2 separate regions of the Homo sapiens genome follow, and region 1 is linked to region 2. The links are chromatin loops, found by intact Hi-C in ENCODE. Cell type or tissue: IMR-90. All regions are shown on one strand. Each heading gives the region's core, and the rest is flanking DNA. Links, peaks and the distances in the headings are about the cores only. Region 1 has its middle 130 kb from the start of PODXL. Region 2 overlaps LOC101928782 (a long non-coding RNA gene).

What was found. Hi-C counts contacts between places; a loop is a spot of excess contacts. Peaks named below come from ENCODE experiments on the same cell type or tissue, not always from the same donor. Only the 100,000 strongest peaks of a DNase experiment are listed, where the experiment ranks them.
Region 1: it touches region 2 in a loop (18-fold over the local background); 9 of 110 quality-filtered maps call a loop at or near these places.

The regions. Positions count from the first base shown.
Region 1 is chr7:131,685,080-131,693,404 of GRCh38, forward strand. No RefSeq gene overlaps it. Among named protein-coding and RNA genes, the nearest start is that of PODXL, 130 kb to the left of the region's middle. RefSeq lists a silencer at 4,201-4,250. In IMR-90, for the core only: CTCF peaks have their summits at 4,235 (motif pointing right) and 7,136 (motif pointing right); no DNase peak of the experiment used is centred there; H3K27me3 peaks cover 3,313 bases.
Region 2 is chr7:131,940,863-131,949,187 of GRCh38, forward strand. LOC101928782 (a long non-coding RNA gene) reads left to right here. Exons shown (of 6, transcript NR_110836.1): 6 at 7,869-8,091. Among named protein-coding and RNA genes, the nearest start is that of PLXNA4-AS2, 320 kb to the right of the region's middle. RefSeq lists a silencer at 4,642-4,701. In IMR-90, for the core only: a CTCF peak has its summit at 4,688 (motif pointing right); no DNase peak of the experiment used is centred there; H3K27me3 peaks cover 712 bases.

The DNA of each region.
Region 1 (8,325 bases), core at 254-8,253, 260 kb before region 2:
GAAGAAATGAGTGACAAAGGCTTCGCACTGCTGCCGTGACTCAGTGAGCATTTGCAGGACGATAACGTTTCTATCATTTTCTGAACTCATTAAAAAAGGCATGCAGAGCTTTTGTGTTCAAAGAATTCTGTCTTTTTCCTCCCTAAAGCCATTGCATTTGTTTCAAATCTACGTGTGACTACATTTGGAGATAAGTAGCCTTTTTCAGACCTTCTTGATTTCAAAACACAGATTTGGTCTGCACGTTCTCATGATAAGACAGAGAAGGAGACCATGGAAATATTTTGCCTGTCTGTAATTGGCAGGGCTGGGTGAGGATCAGAAGAGCTATAGATTCTCTTTGGAAGGTTTTGTCTGGCGCATCGATTAGGTTACCATGCCGTTGAATAATTATGATGGCATCATTTGTCCTGTATTTGGCAAACATTGCACACGGAGCAATCTGACAATGTACAACGGTCTAGACCATCTCTATAAAAGTCTCTGCAATTGTCTTCTTTATACACATGGCTCATTTAAGAGGCAGATAACTTACTTCTAAAGTACAGATCTTTCCCCTTTCAAAATCTTTGGGAAATTTCAAGTTTTCTTTCCTTGCACCTAGCAAATGTCCCACGTATAACAGGCAGTCAATAAATACCTGTTGTGGCTGATGATGATGGGGAGTGAAATTGAGGAAGCCTTTCATGTGTTTAGAATGCAGTAGATTGGTGCCAGGGGTTACCAGAAACATCGATGATTACTGCTGCAGCCCCATCTCCCTGTGCCGACTTACTGAGCCTTTGAATGAACGGTATAAAGGTATCATTTTGCTGCATTAGGAGGAAAAGGTATATGGAGATTTGACATGTGTGGTGTTTCATAACTTCCTCTCCATAAAATAATGACATTTGTCTTCTTTCATCTAAGCCTGCATCATTTCTGAAATGGAGACCTAAATTTAAGGTATGGAAGATTTCAAGTTAAACATCCTTGGGAAAGCATGCTTCATGGTTTTCTGCCCAAATGGGGAGTAAGATTATGGAAACCTATTACCTTTTGATAATGGCAGTTCTGAATCAGAGTGGGGGGAGGGCAGCTGAAGAAAGTTACCTGACATTACTTCTAGAGGCTTCATTTCTCCACACTGACTGGTTTGCTTTTGTTTCATCTAAGTGTTGCCACTCAGATGGGTGGAGACTGCCGAGGGGGAATGGTGACAGGGAGCCAGGAGGTGGTTTCCAGGCACAGGGATAAAGGAAAATCCTGGCTAATGGCATTTCCTGGGTGCCCATCATGTGCCAGGCAGGATGCTAGACATTGAGATCCAAAGGTGAATATGGTCACTTAGGCACTGTGGTGCACTGCTGTGGTCTCAGCTACTCGGGGGCTGAGGTGGGAGGATGGCTGGAACCCAGGAAATGGAGCTACAGAGAGCTGTAATTGTGCCACCACTCTCCAGCTTGGGTGACAGAGTGAGATCTGGTCTCTTATTTTTTTGAGACAGAGTCTTGGTCTGTCACTCAGGTTGGAGTGCAGTGGTGCAATCTCTGCTCACTGCAACCTCTGCCTCCCAGGTTCAAGCGATTCTCCTGCCTCAGCCTTCCGAGTAGCTGGGACTACAGTTGTGCATCACCTCCCTCGGCTAATTTTTGTTTTAGCAGAGATGGGGTTTTATCACGTTGGCCAGGCTGGTCTTGAACTCCTGACCTCAAGTGATCCACCTGCCTCAGCCTCCCAAAGTGCTGGGATTACAGGCATGAGCTACTGTGCCTAGCCTAGACCCAGTCTCTTAAAAAAAAAAGAGAAGGTATCTGCCCTCCAGAAGTTCCTGGTGGGATCCATGCTGAGTCAGAAGGGAGCACAGAGATTGAGGACCTAGCTCAGCTCAAAGCAGTCAGGGAAGCTTCCAGTGGGGAGGTGCTGTTTGCAGAGTCTATAAAAGACCCTGAAGTGGCCAGGCTGGGTGGTGCAGGGCTGGGGGTGGTGTCCAGCAAAGAGAAGCACATGTGAGGGGCAGAGGCAGGAGAGGTCTTGGTCAAGTGATTTTTTGAACCCAGGGAAAGGAGAGGTCTTGAAGAAGGGGAGATGCACACAGGAGAAAGTGAGATCTAGAAGTGAAATGGCAAAGAAGAGGATGGCCTGTCTCAAATACCTCCATTCTGCTGTCAACTTCATGCCTTGCCGGTCCTCCTTCCCCACCGCCCACATTCAACCACATGCCAAATCCTATCGGAGTTGTCTCCACAGCATCTGAGGATCTCCCGCCCCTGCCCCTTCCCTTCCATTGCCTCTGACTTTGCTGTCTGGCTGAGACCCCTGTGATAGCTTTTATGTTAGCTAGAATTCAGGTTCAGCTGCCGTGACAGAGACCCAAATAAGGGCGTACACGTGAGAGAAGTAGATTTCTCTTTCACAAGTAATGCCTGATGATAAGCAGTCCCAGGACAGTGTGACAGCCCCGTGACATCTTCCGTGTGGTGGCTCTGCTGTTCCTGCAGCATGCCCTTGATTACATGAGCCGGCACCCCTTGCCACCTCGCCCACAACCCAGCCAGCAGGAAGAGGTGCAAGAGCCATTCTCCTTCCTTTCAAAGCGTCACCTGGAAGCTGTTTATGTAGGTTCTACTCATGTGCCCCTAACCATATGGCCACATCTACCAGTGAGGAAGGCTAGGAAATACAGTTTGTATTTAGGGTAAACAAGTACTAAGATAAAAACCAAAGGTTTTTTTTTAGAATAAGGAGGGAAGGGCCGGGCACGGTGGCTCACACCTGTAATCCCAGCACTTTGGGAGGCCAAGGCGGGCAGATCATGAGATCAGGAGATCAAGACCATCCTGGCTAATGCAGTGAAACCCCGTCTCTACTAAAAATACAAAAAATCCGCCGGGCATGGTGGTGCATGCCTGCAGTCCCAGCTACTCAGGAGGCTGAGGCAGGAGAATAGCTTGAACCTGGGATATGGAGGTTGCAGTGAGCAGAGATCATGCCACTGCACCCCAGCCTGGGCGACAGAGCGAGACTCCATCTCAAAAAAAAAAAAAAAAAAAGGGAAGGGTGAGAGTGAGGGCCATGCGGTCACCCACCCCTCGTCTTGCCCTCCTCATCCGCCCTCTGTGTGGCTCTGAGAGTGCAGGTCCCATGCTCACATGGCGCTGTCTCAGCCTGCCTGGAAACACTCTCTATTCCTGAGTGGGCTGCCACTTCCAGCCTCCACACGTTTGCTCACGCTCTGCCTTCTGCTAGGGAAGCAACAGAATGGTGCCTTGAATGTGGCACCAGGTTCAAGTCACTTGCTAGCGATGAGACCCGGGGCTGTCTGCCCTAATGCTCTGACGCTCTATTATCTTTCAAAAGCAGGATAATATCAGCTTTAACTTCAGCATTAGGGCGAGGTGAGAATAGTGTAGGTAAAGGCGTGCTCAGTAGTGGTGGTTGTCACAGCCAGCATCCCCTCTGCTCCGTGCCGGGGAGCCTGCTCCCCCATCGGCCTAGGATTCAGGTCACTTTCCCCATGAATCCTCTCCCTGGGGCTCCCAGGCCCTGCTGTCCTCAGACGCTCTTCCTGGTTCAGCACCCAGCACGTTCTGCTCGGGTACCTCTTGCTGTGTCTGCCTTCCCTGGTAGACTGATTTGCAGCCTGTTCACCTCTGTTATTCTCTTTGCTCCTAGGACAATGTCTACTAAAGAGCAGAGCTGCTTGGTTAATGCCAGTTAAATTGAAGTCGGTTGAACCAAGGCCAGCAAGCAAATCCAGCAAGCCCAAGGAAGCAGAGGCTCAGAAACAGGCTGCCCAGAGCCTTGAAGCTGGTGGCCACAGCTGGGCATTTAGGGCCAGGTCAGCCTCTTACCTACGATCAGAGCCTTCAGTGGGGGAGGAGACCAGACTGGCAGGCAGGCAGCAGGGATGAGATCCAGGCAAGGAGACCCAGGGAGAAGGGGTCATGGTGCAGGGGAGGCCCAGTAGCATCAGGGGCAGGGCACCAGTTACGCAGAAGGAGCTGGACGCTAGGCCAGAAGGTCCCCGAATGCTGGGGTCAGAAAGGAGGTGGTCTTGATTTGTAGGAGGAGATAAGGGGAATGGGAGTGAGGGAGCAGAGAGCAACCTCCACCTTCAGTATGGCCCTGGAGGTGCAGGGCCCAGATACAGGATCCTGTGGGAAGAGGAACAGAGATTGAAGAGGCTCTGGAAGGAAAGGTGATTCCATTTGGGTTATGCAGGATGCACTGCTGGGATCTGTCCACCAGAGGGCAGGAGAGACCAACACATGAGGCAGGGATGGCCTCAGCCACAGAGCTGCAGGGGTTATTGGCTTCCCCTGGGGGACTGGGTGGACAGGAAGGTGTGGAGAGAATTGGATAGGGCGAGCCTAGGCCAGAATCTTCTTCTTCTCCTCAAGAAAGCCTCTTTAGACGGACATGTCCAGCCCCTGGGGTATACAGAGTGTGGCAGGAGTTGTCGGTGGGGGGGGGGGTGGGTTACTCTTGCAGACGGTGGCTTTTGAAGGTGGTCCTGGGCAGCCCCAGCGAGGACCTCAGTTCTGAGCTCTGGTTCAGGCCGCCTGACTTCTCCACTTTGCTTCAGCCTTCAGAAACGGGTTATCTGTCCCCTCCGCCTGGTTGGGGCTGCTCTTCGGAGGGGACTTTTGGTTTGTGTGAGAAACTACTGTGGGTGGAAGTCCGCACCCTCAGAGCTGAGGACTCCAGCCAGTAGTCGTGTCTCTGTCTTGAGGATCCAACCCACTCCTCCGATGGCCGAAGGACCAGCCTTGCCGCTTAGCCGCGGGCAGGAGGGTGGAAGCGTGTGGAGCGAAGTCTGCGGGTCAGGCTCAGGCTGGGCCACCGCTCATCTCTCTGGGACTCAGTTTCTTCTTCTGTGCAATGCAGCTCTGAAACCAGCTCTCACCCTGGAACCTGAGATGAGGTCACTGAGTCAAAGTTCACGACACAGTAACACGACACAGAAATGCGACTTTTGGTTGCCCGTTGTCCCTTTCAGCCATGATGGGGGACAAGGACAGGGTCTTACTCATCTCTCTTTCCCCATGGGATCCAGCACTGTCTTGGCACATGGAGGGAGGGTGGTCCCTGAATGAATGAGGGAGTGAGCAGGGAAGAAGGCCACGAGGCTCAAAGCTGCCCAGGCCAGACCTGAACACAGCGGGTAAAGACCCCAGAGCTCTCTGTGAGGTGATGCCTCCTGCAGGAAGCATTCCCTGTACCCGAATTAGCCTATTTCTGAGCTGCCTTAGCCCCTCTGGCCCTAGGGCAGCAGGGAGGGGCGAAGGATGGCAGTACTTGGTCAGGTGTGAGAGGGCTGGGGTGGACTGTCCACGGTGCAGTGGGGCCGGGGGTGGTGGTAGGAGCTGGGCTGGATTTTCCCCTCTGGCGGCCCCCTTTTCTAGCTGGTGGAAGTGTTTGATTGGAGCCCCTGCTTGGGTACACATTTTATTTCTGGAGAGACTGCTTCATGGCTCACAAGGGTCTTAGATTCCTTAACTTGTCTTTCTTGTTCCTTGAGAACAGACACGTGTGGGGGCGTTCACAGGCTCCGACAAGTCCCATTTCCGCACTAATAAATATTCCGCCTCTCCTCTCTCAACATTAAAAAAAATTTCAGAGGAAGAACAAGTCTTCCATTTGTCACCGGCTCCTCGGTCCGGAGCAGAGGATGCATTTTGCTATCGCTTGTGGCGACTTGGAGACAGGGATGAGGAATGGGTTTGTTTCCTCCAATCAGTTTACTCGTGCTTGGAAGGGCCATTTGTGCCCTTGACCCTGGTGTGGCCATAGCCTTGGGGAAGGGCAGGACAGGAGGAGGGGAGCTCTGGGCAATGGTTAGGGCAGAGGCAGTAGGAGATCAGACAAGAACAGGGAGAATCTGGGAGATGCCAGATAGAAGTTTGGGGAAGCTGACTTGAGATGATCTGTCCCTAGGGAGGACGAGGGTTCCATCATCAAAAGAAGGAGTCCAACTCCAGCCTGTTGCACACCCAGGGTGTGTGGCTTTTTCTTTTTTTTTTTTTGAGATGGAATCTCACTCTGTCACCCAGGCTGCAGTGCAGTGGTGTGATCTTGGCTTACTGCAACCTCTACCTCCTGGGTTCAAGCGATTCTCCTGCTTCAGCCTCCAGAGTAGCTGGGATTACAGGCATCCACCACCATGCCCGGCTAATTTTTGTATTTTTATTAGAGACGGGGTTTCGCCATGTTGGCCAGGCTGCTCTGGAACTCCTGACTTCAGGTGATCCACCTGCATTGGCCTCCCCGTGAGCCACTGTGCCCGGCTGTGGCTGCTTTTATCTATGGACCTTGGCTCTTCCCGGACACTTGGAAAGCAACAGGAGCACAAGGTTAAATGATCAACCATCCGAACTCCAGCCTTGCTGTGGGGGCTAGCCCAGCATCTCAGCATCCTAGGGGCTGTCTAGCTGCTACGCTGGGGCGGGACCTCTGTGCTCTACAATACTTACGTTTTCTCAGACCTCTGCTTATCTCTACTTAATGTGCCTTCCAGTCTGTTATGGAGAATACAGACCACTGTTAGACCCAGCCTCTCCCCGCCCACACCTGCCTGTCACCAGGCAACAGGTTGGGTCTGGCTCTGGGGGTAGAGGAAGTTTTTGTCAGAACAAATTCTCATGCTCTGGGGCCACCACAGGGGCCCAGAAACACTTGTTCAATATCACACATCAGAGCAGAGGCAGACATTATGCTGGGTGCAGCCCAGCACCTGGTTGTGCCACTGTAGTTGAGGGATACCAGCTCCTTGGGCTTCCATGATCTCACTGGAAAAACAGAAGGAACCCTACCTGCCCTGCCCCTGCCTTTCAGGGTCGTCTGGAAGAGCTGTGATGTTCAGTGAACATGAACGTGCTCTGTAACCTGGGAAGGGCAGTGCAGATGGCAGGGGCGTGTATACACTTACTCTTCAGGCTGGCTTGCGAGCTCCCATCTCTCACCCTCCTCCCCCTGCTCTCCTTTTCTGTGCTGCCCGTTCCCTCTCTGCAAACTGGGAGTTATTCTGGCCGCAGCCAGTTCCACGTCCCCACTGAGGGCCGCACCCCTGAATGTTCCCTGTTGTAAAGCTGTGTGGAGGAAGGGAGGAGGCCTTTCTGCGTATTCTGTCTTGTCATCAGCCCGCGGTGTTCCAGAAGCTGCCAGCAGGGGGCAGTAGCACCGCATCCCTGGGACCCTCCCGGCGCTTCCCGGCCACGGCCCTGGGCTCCGATGAGGCCACCTCTGTGAGTGGGTGTGTGCCTGCCGGTCGCAGGTCGAGAATGTCTTAATGACTTGTGCCGCGTGTGCGCGCTCGATGAGCAGAGGGCCTGATGCGGCAGGGCCACCGTGGGGGCCAGGCCTGGAAACACGTGCTGATTTCCTTTGGGCAGCAGGGGTTGAGAGGGGGAGTTGTCCTGGTGACGCTAATGGGGAGGCCAAGGTGGCCTTCAGGGGCTGCTTGTGTAACACACGGTGGGGGGGACCGTGGGTGTGGCTCAGATGAACGCAGAGGATGGGATGGATTCCACTGGCCAGGTCCTCTAGGGTATCCTGCTGAGCCCGGGTAGTAACAATGACAAGGGCACACCCACCCAGCGGGCCTTGAGGCAGGCTCTCAGCCTCCACCCAGGCCCCTCTTGACCTTGCATGGACCAGAGGGGCTGTCCTCTGTGCCCCCACCATTGTCTCTTCAGCCCCCTCCGACCGCACTCAAACTCCTGACATGAACCCCGGCTCCCAGCTGCTCTAGCTTTTGGAAGCCCCTGCACTGGGCTCAGCCATTTCCCCTTTCTGGATTCCTGGGCCCCTCAGGACATGGCTGTCAGCGCCACTGAATTGAGACTGGAGGCAGGTGCCAGGTTCCACTCATAGTGATGGGTCCTGCCACTCAGCATCTGGCAGCATTGCAGGATGATGTTGCAGGACGGTGCCTGCAACCACAAAGGGCTTGGCCCAGGGTCTCTAGGGACTTGCAACCCCTTGAGGAAAGATCAACTCACCTGCATCTAGAGTTTCTGTTATTGTTTTTTGCCTAGAGGGAGTTTTTGAGGGGGGGCCTCAAGGTGGGGTGGAGCCCCTCAGCACCATTGTCCTCTCTGCCATCTGAAACAATGGCCAGCCCTGTCCTGTGCCTTGGAGGTCACCCTGCTTTCCTGGGTGATGCAGGGCCTCTCTCGCAAGCTCCCTCTCCCCAGAAAGCAGGGATTGAACACAGTATTTGCTCGCACCTGAGAAGTACTCCATGCTGCAGAAGATCCTGTGGTGAGGATGTCAGGGTTCTGTTCTCTGCACTCCTGAGCTTTCCAGGCGTACTGTTATTTAATTATTCATTCTGCAGTGTTC
Region 2 (8,325 bases), core at 70-8,069:
AACTTTCTGCTGCTTCCTAAAGTTCTTCCCAACCTAGTTGCTAAGCAATGCTGGTGCTCACTAGAGGGGCTGCTCCTGCTCTGGGCATGGGTTCACCATCCCATCTGCAATTTAAATTCCCTGACAGGCAGAGGCAGCCGAGCTGTTCACTGGAGATTGCAAAAACTTAGATTGAAATACAGGGAATATCCAATGCCTCGAGCCCTTCATAAATTTTCCTTTGATAGTAACTGGGAGAGAGATGAGAAAAGAGGGAGTGAGAAGGTGCCAGAGAGGGGAAAGCATTGCAATTTAGACCTACACACTGGTTTTACCTTTGATCAGTGTTCTCCATTCCCTCTTTGCCCCAGTGTGTGCTTACTCTCAATCTTCTCTCCGGACTTTCTGGCTGTCTCCATTCATCTCCCTTATCCCACCTTGTTAGTGAGCTTCTGGGCATCTCTTTTGCTTTTCCCATGGCTGTCTGGACATGAAGAAGCAAGGACAAAGCCACTGACTGGTTAACAGGACCACACAGGTTCCATTGTGGCCAAGTCCCCAAGGGCCCCTCTCCTGGGGCAGCCTGCAGCCCTCCAGGGCCTGGCAATGAGAAGCTCCCTTGGCAATGCCCAGAGCTACAGCTGTCTTGACAATGGCTGGACAGCCTGCTGGGGCCCCAGCTGCAATTCTTGGGGGCACCCAGGCTCCTCGGAGCCCAGCAGAGCCCCAGGGGAAGCTGTGCCCCTCAGCCCCCTGCAGCTGATTTGTAGTGAAGGAGGTGTGGAGTTGGGCTACACCATCTCTTCAATTTCCCAGATCAGATCCATGAGGCATCAGAATCAGGCACTGCCAAGGAGCTTGCAGAATCTGCCTCACTGGAGATTGGATTCTGGGATTAGTTCTCTCCTTCAATCTTTCTCCTCTCCCATTTCACTCTTTGGGTCCTGTCCTTTTAGTCTCAGTGTCCTCCAACTTAAAAAAAATCGTCTTACATTTAATTTTCTCCCTATTCCTCAAACACCACTCTTAAGTTATTGGGCATTCCAGGTTCTGCCAAGGAGATGGACTGACAGCTGGGCTCAGGACCTTGCAGTCTAAGGCAGACAACGGTGACCAAAACTGGCTCATGGAGACACTGGCTATTCCCACTGACACGCCGCCCTTGGGCCCTGCCTGGTGGCCTGTGGACAGTAGAAACTGGCCTTAAGGAGCCTTCAGCCTTCAACTGGGTTATTTGTGCCTAGTGTGCTGTAAGATTAGGGCTGACAGACACAAGTACAAAGATCTTGAGTGCTGAGGGAAGTTAAGAAGAAATGAAGCCATTTTACACTTACTAGGGGGGCTATAATCAAGAAACAGAAGATAACAAGTGTTAGTGAAGATGTGGAGAAATTGGAACCGCCATACAATGCTGGTGGGAATACAAAATGGTGCAACCTCTGCGAATAGTTTGGCAGCTCTTCAAATATATAAACACAAAATTACCGTAGGATCTGGCAATCCTACTGCTAGGTAGATCCTGAAAAAAAATTGAAGGCAGGGATGTTTGCACATCAATGTTCACAGCAGCATTATTCACAATAGCAAAAAGGTAGAAGCAACCCATGTATCCATTGATGGATGAATGGATAAGTAAACTGTGGTATATCCATACAATGAAATATTACTTAGTCATCAAAAGAAAGGGAATTTTTATATATGCTACAGCATGGACAGACTTTTTGAAAACATTGTACTAGGCAAAATACACCAGACACAGAAGGACAAATACTGCATATTCAATTTATATGAGAAACCTAAATTAGTGAAATTCATAGAGACAAAGTAGATTAGAGGTTATCTGGGGATGGGTACAGAGTTTGCACTGGGGATGATGAGACAGTGGTGATGGTTACGCAATATTGTGAATGCACTTAATGTCACCAAATAGTATGCTGACAAATGGTTAAAATGATAAAAAATAAGTTATGAATATTTTGCCATAATAATAAAAAAGAGTGGCATGAGGCAGCCAATGCGGTGAGGGGGAGCTGGGAGGAACGCCTCCTGTGATAAGAGGGAGGGTGGGGAGGGCGGAAGCAGCCATCAGAATGTCAGTGCTGAAAGGCACCGGCCTTGCTAGTGGGGAGGGCAAAGGGACACCACGTGTGGAGATGAGGCTGAGAAATAGGAGTGAACGCTGAGCGTGAGTGTGAGTCCGTGCCACATGTGATGTCAGGAGAGGGCGTGAGTTATGCAGGTTGCCAGGTAGAAGTGAGTAGGGTCCTTAGAGAGCCTGGACTCCTACTCTTAATCTGCAGATAACAAAACCAAGACCCAGAGCTTTTCCCAGGGTTTGGAAGGAAAAGAAAAAGGAGGATGAGTGTTTGGTCATCCCATGGGGGGTTTGATTTCAGCCAAATGACATTCCTCCCAGGCCCTTCCCAATATTAGTTTCAAATGAAGTTCTGGGGAGGAGCTGATGGGGGGCAATGGAGATGACTTAAAAGGCAGCGCTGGCCTGGAGGGTGTATTGATCAGGGTCTGCAAGTGTTTTTGTCCAGCCTTCTCCTGCCACCTCCCTAGTCCTTCCAGGGCATCAATCGCGCCCCCACCTCTGTTCCAAATGGAGCCTTGGAGACCTGCGGCTGTAGCATGCTCTGTCCCTGTGGACAGGAGAACAGGGGGAGAAATAGGCTAGAGCTGCTCACCTGAACAGCTTGACACCAAAGAATGAGGAGCTCAGTCCAGATATGAGGGTTTGGAGAAAGCTTGCTGGATGGTAGGTGGTATTCTCAGAGCTGCAGGTGGAGGACGGGACTCTCAGCATCCATAATGCCCCTGGAGCTGGAATTGTGACTGGATTCTCTCTCACGGTGTCCAGTGGTTTGTCTATGTCTCTCTCCTCCTCATATTTGCCTTCTTTCTCCACCTGCTCCTGTCTTTCCAGTCCTCCCTACAGCAAGCCCCAGGCAGCGGTTTCTGAGGCAGGCGGCCATGGATGGATTCCAGCCATATTCAAAGCCACTAGCCCTGTTTTCTCAAGTGAGCCAGACGTGCTCTCTTCCACCATTTGATCTTTATGCTGCTCATGCATCTTGTTACAAATAGCTCAACCTTCCCCGTGTTGACTGCAGCACTGGGACATTACAGTAATGTGCCCATTCAAATCAAGTGGATGCAAAGATCGCTATAGCAGCTTTTAGCCACGGAACATTTAGCCTTCAATAATAGCATTTCGGGTCCTTCAGGGACATTCCTCTGCTGATGCACCTGGGATGCCTTTTTCCTCCTCCCCACCACAACCCCCAGAACTAAGGAGGGGCAAACATGACTTTTGTTGATGAGGAAACAGAAATTCAAGTAAGGGAACATCATGCAGAAAATGAGAGGGTTAGGCCTGATAGGACCACGATGATCATGATAATAATAACAACAATAATTTTGTGCACTACTATGCTGCTTACTGGGTGAAGGAATTTACTTGCATTGGGGTAGGTTTTACATCTGCAATTTCTGGATGAGGTCAGTGAGGCTGAGGGGGTCAGTAGCTGTCCTAGGCACAAGGAGAATGCCACCTTATAGTTGTTCACCAGTTCTTCCCAAAGCCTATGCTTGTGATCTGACATGGAAAGCAACTCAAGGCTGTCTCCACGGACATTCTAAAATCAGAGAGAAGCTTCCTTTCCCTGCCGCCTCCAAGGCCCCATGCGAGGACCCTCCGGCTGGTGCTGTCCAAGGACCTCTTCCCTGGTCCCTCCTGCCTTCCTCGAGCAGTATTCCCCTCACCCCCATCCTGCTCCAGCCTCAGCCAGTAACCTTGGTGGATTTTCACTGAATATGTTGCCTCCACCACCAACAGCATTTTTATTTGCACTTCCTTGGGGATGCCTTGCCTGGAGGAAGGAGTCTGTGGGATTGTCCAGAGGTAAGAGGGAAACACTGCGCAGTGGGAGTCCCAGCAGGGGCGAGGAGCAGGGGAGATGGCCGGAGGCTCTGTCTCCACCCTCCTCTTACCACTGCCCATTTCCAGGAAAAGACAACCCAGCCAGAGCAGGGCAGTGGCACGACGGCTTGCTAGTGCTGTAGCATACCTGGTACCTCAGTGAATTTTCCGGGACATGAGAGGCCCATGTAATAAATAGGTCAGGAAACTGAGCCACAGAGAGGACACGGGACTTAGCACAGGGGAAAAGAGTGGTTGAAATGGAACCAGATTCCAGGAGGCCTCATTCCCAGTCCTGTACTCTTCCTGCGGAGACACCATGCTTTGAACCAGGCTCGAAGTTGCCAAAGTGAACATTTTAAAACTTTTCCCAGGGCTCAAGAGATGGCCGAGTAAAATCTCCAGACACTGTGGCTCCCACAGGCTCCTTATTGGGCCATTCACTTCATGGGCACAGTTTGGTGGTTGGGGTGAGAGGAGCTTCGTGGAGAGGACAAAGGATGGGGAAGGAGCCTAAATCCCAAATGCAAGGATTTTGTCCTAAATCCCAAATGCAAGGATCCCCTCCCTTTCCTCACAGAGTTCAGGTAGCTCCTCTTCCTTCTCCTCCCAGGTTCTATTCCCTCCTGTCTGAGTCCTCAGAGCACCCCGGAAGCGGGAGGGCCTCTGGTTGCTTTCGCGGCGGCAGGCTTTTCTAAGCCGGTTTCTCTGGAGGGTGCGGGCGGCTGCGGGTTCCAAGCTCGGGCTCTGAGCCGGGCCAGGCGCGCGCTTCCTAGTTCTAGCAGCAGAGGGCGCGCCTGTCATTGGAGAAGGAACCGCGCGGCCGCAGCCCCTTCCTCGCCGACCGCGTCACCTCCTGGCTGCCTGGGGACCCGCGCGGGAACCCCGGAGCAGTAGATTTGTGGAGGTCGACCCAGGTGGACGAAAGAGCTCGGCACACCGTGTGTCCCCAGGCCCGCTTCCTCCGTGCGCCTCTGTCATCTGCTCCATCTCCGGGAAGCAAAGGGACTTGGGGTGTGGCACAAAGAGCAGGGATGCAGCGGCCGGGTCACTTGGATGGTGTCCTCATCTGAGGCCAGGCCACACCTAGGCCTCCCCACACGCTGTTCCTATAGGAGTGCCACCAGGACTCACTCCAAAAAGGAATGGACGGCGAGGGTTTGTAAATGGGACAGCACCCTGGGAGTGCAAAGCCTGGGACCGGTCCCGGTGGCCTTGGCCAGTCCTGGAGCCTCTATGTGCCCAGTTTCTGTGTAATGCAAAGACACTGAATGAGGAGATGGTCCCTAAAACCCCTCCCAGGGCCAGCATCTGGGATCTCATGCTTACATCATCTTGTCCTTCCTTTCCGTGGACTCTGCCTGTTGGACAGAGTCCACTGACATGCACCTGCCAGAGCTGGGCGGGGAGGGGCCAAAGTTGTCCTCTGTGAAGTCATATGAGAGGCCTGAGAGCAGCAGGATCGGTCCTCCTGTGTCTCATCTCGCGTTCTTCCTGCTCACAGGAAACAGAATCCCTACCAAGTTTCCATCCTAGAGACAGTCGATGTGACTCATTTCATCCCCTGGTGGTCTTGGTTGGCCGCACTCATTGGGTGCAGTACCTCTGATGTGGGAGGCAGGGGTCGGTGGAGGGGAACCGCTTCCTCCACCGGGGGCCAGGTTGTGGGAAAGGCTGGGAAAACACACGCTCTGGAGCAGGCTCTTCTGTGAACTACCTTGGGCACATGGGAGAAATCCTTCAGCATCCCTGAACCTTAGCCAGTCCATGAAACGAGAGGCTGGAGATGGTGTCCACATCCCTTTGCTGTTTTGATGTCTGCACTTGGTGAATCATGGTCAAGCACACCTAACCTCTGCCTCTCTGGAGAAGGGAAACGGAGGAGGAGGAGGCAGGGGGAAAAGAGACCATTTAGGAGGAGAGCAGAAGTCAGAGGGGAGAAAGGTGGATGGGAGGATGCAGTGGGTGGATTTGCACCTGCTCAGAGGTGGGCAGCTGAGCTTTGAGGAATGTGCTTCCCTGCACTGCATGGCGTGAGATGCTCTGTGTAGGGGATGGGCAGGAAGCGGGGGGTTCTGGTGAATTAGGAGAATATATCTTGGTAGAAATCCAAGTGTACTCTCGGTCCGTCCATCTAGACAGGATATAACCTCTTAGGACACTCAGAAACTGAAAATAGAGCATGTATGGCTCTGGAAGCAAGCCTGTGTGTGTGTGTGTGTGTGTGTGTGTGTGTGTGTGTGTGTTTGTGTTTATGATGTGCAAATGCACAAGCAATAGAAATACAAGCACCATGCAGATTGCATAGGTAGGCATCATCAATAAACATTTATTCGGCACCTACACTCAGAAACTCACACACATTTACAAGCCCAACATATCCTGCTATACACATGTACAAAAAAGATCACATTGACCCCTAAGGCAAAGAACCGTTTGCTTGAAGAAGCTTCTCTTACAAGATATTAATAAAATACGCAGGCACATTTTAACTTTAAAAACTCTGGAGAAGGAAAGAAGGAGGGTGAAGAGATGGGGCTGGAGGGAGGAATGGGTAAGGCAGGCCTAATCACAAAGTACTTAGCCCATGCGTCTGGGCCTCTCTGTAAGCACCATATTTCACGATACCTTCAACCTGATTTTCCAACTCATTGAAAACACTTGCCAGCTGCTGCTGAGTGACTCCATTTACTGTTTAAATGAGCTCACTCTAACAGGGCCCCTGGAAGGTAGTCCCTAAGGAGAGCTATGGGTGGAAATGGAGTTGGAGGCCCTAGATCTTGGAATTTTGACTGGGGAATGGGAGAAGGGAGAGTGGGGTAATCACCCAGGAGGGAGAGGGTGGGGCAGGCCAGGAGGGATGGTGAGAGTCTCTGGTGACTTCCATGGGCACATCTTGGATAGGAATTCTTTGTGGTGGGTAGTGTAAACTTTTTTCCACCTCCATCACCCCACATGCAGACTCAAATATACAGACATGTGAAATGACATTCAGGGATTTCATAGTACCTCACAGGATGGCTCCCAGGAGCTGGTCCTCTTGCAGATATGTTAGCTATCTGCCTCTGCATTGATGAGCAGAGTGTTCCCTTGCAAGACCCCATCTGTCGTAAACACCACCCCCCATGGGTCTGCCATGATTCCCTCTGTTCTCTCAATCACTGTAATGTGGGTCCCTAATGCTGCAGGATGCTCCTCTCCCATTTTCCCCTCCTGTCCTTTTTTTCTGTCCTCCTCTGCCCATGACAGAAGCTTCTGGAAGAAAGAGAAGGCTCTCCTATTAGCACATTTGTATGAATAGATGGGTTTGACAGGGTGCTGGCATGCTGAAATGACAGATAATACTCCCGGGAGGAACTGAGACACTGAGCAGCTAAGTTGTGATTAGAAAGCATGGGAGAATTTCCAGGAAGGTGAAGGCTGGCTGTTCCTGGTGAGGCATCTGGGGACCTTGTCAGCCACAGGTCAGATACTGACCCCTTCGGCTGGTTAATTCGGTCCTTTCCCATTGTAGCCCATAATCAGTCCACAGTCTGGGATCAAAGTTTAGCAAGTCCTCCATGTTTTTCCCACAGAGACAGGGGACCTCAGGACCCCACTATTAGAGACCCCTCAATCTTTGCCTTCAACTCTGAAGCCAGACCCAGATCTGTACGGGCTGAGAGAAAATCTTCAGGGAAACCTTTTGCCTTTGTAGCCATGCAAGTTGCAACCCCAGGCTGTGGGGCTGGGCTTCTCCATCTGGTTATGTGGGGATCTCATCATCAGAACTCATCTATATTACCCAGATTGGGTGACTCTGGATTAGCCAGGTGGTGTGGAGGAGGCCTGCTCTTTCCCCGCTCCCTCCCTGGGGCATCTGCCTTCAAGGTTTGATCTGCTGTCGGCCCCTCCTCCTTGCTCCTAAGCTCCCAAGCTCCCTAACTTCACTTAATCAGCTTCCTCTGCTGCCTCTCATTTCCAGCAGGGTGTGGCTGTGCTAGGAAAGAGACTTGGCCCACAGCCTCACAGTGATTCAGAAGACGCTGGGTGAGGACCTCTGTGTCCCTGCTCCAAGGACCCTGAGATGACCCATCCCAGGACACTCAATCCTGCCTGCAGATGCTAGGCTCTGAGGAGATGCCTGCTATAGCACCAGCACATTCTGCAGACATGTTTTGAAATGTGTTAATAAATAACTGGAGAACAGTATCTATACAATTACCTAGATTTGCCTGAACTTTACAGGGCAACTAAACAAACAGACATACGTTCGCAGAAAGGCCACAGTACAGAAGACAAACCGAGGCTTGGTCACCCTGAGGATCAGCAGCCGGATCTTTTTCTGAAACAAATTTCCTGCTAGAGAATCCCTGATCTCTGTGATGCAGTATTTCCCTAGTTTTTATTTCTACTTCAACGAGGCACCTCAATGTCAGTTT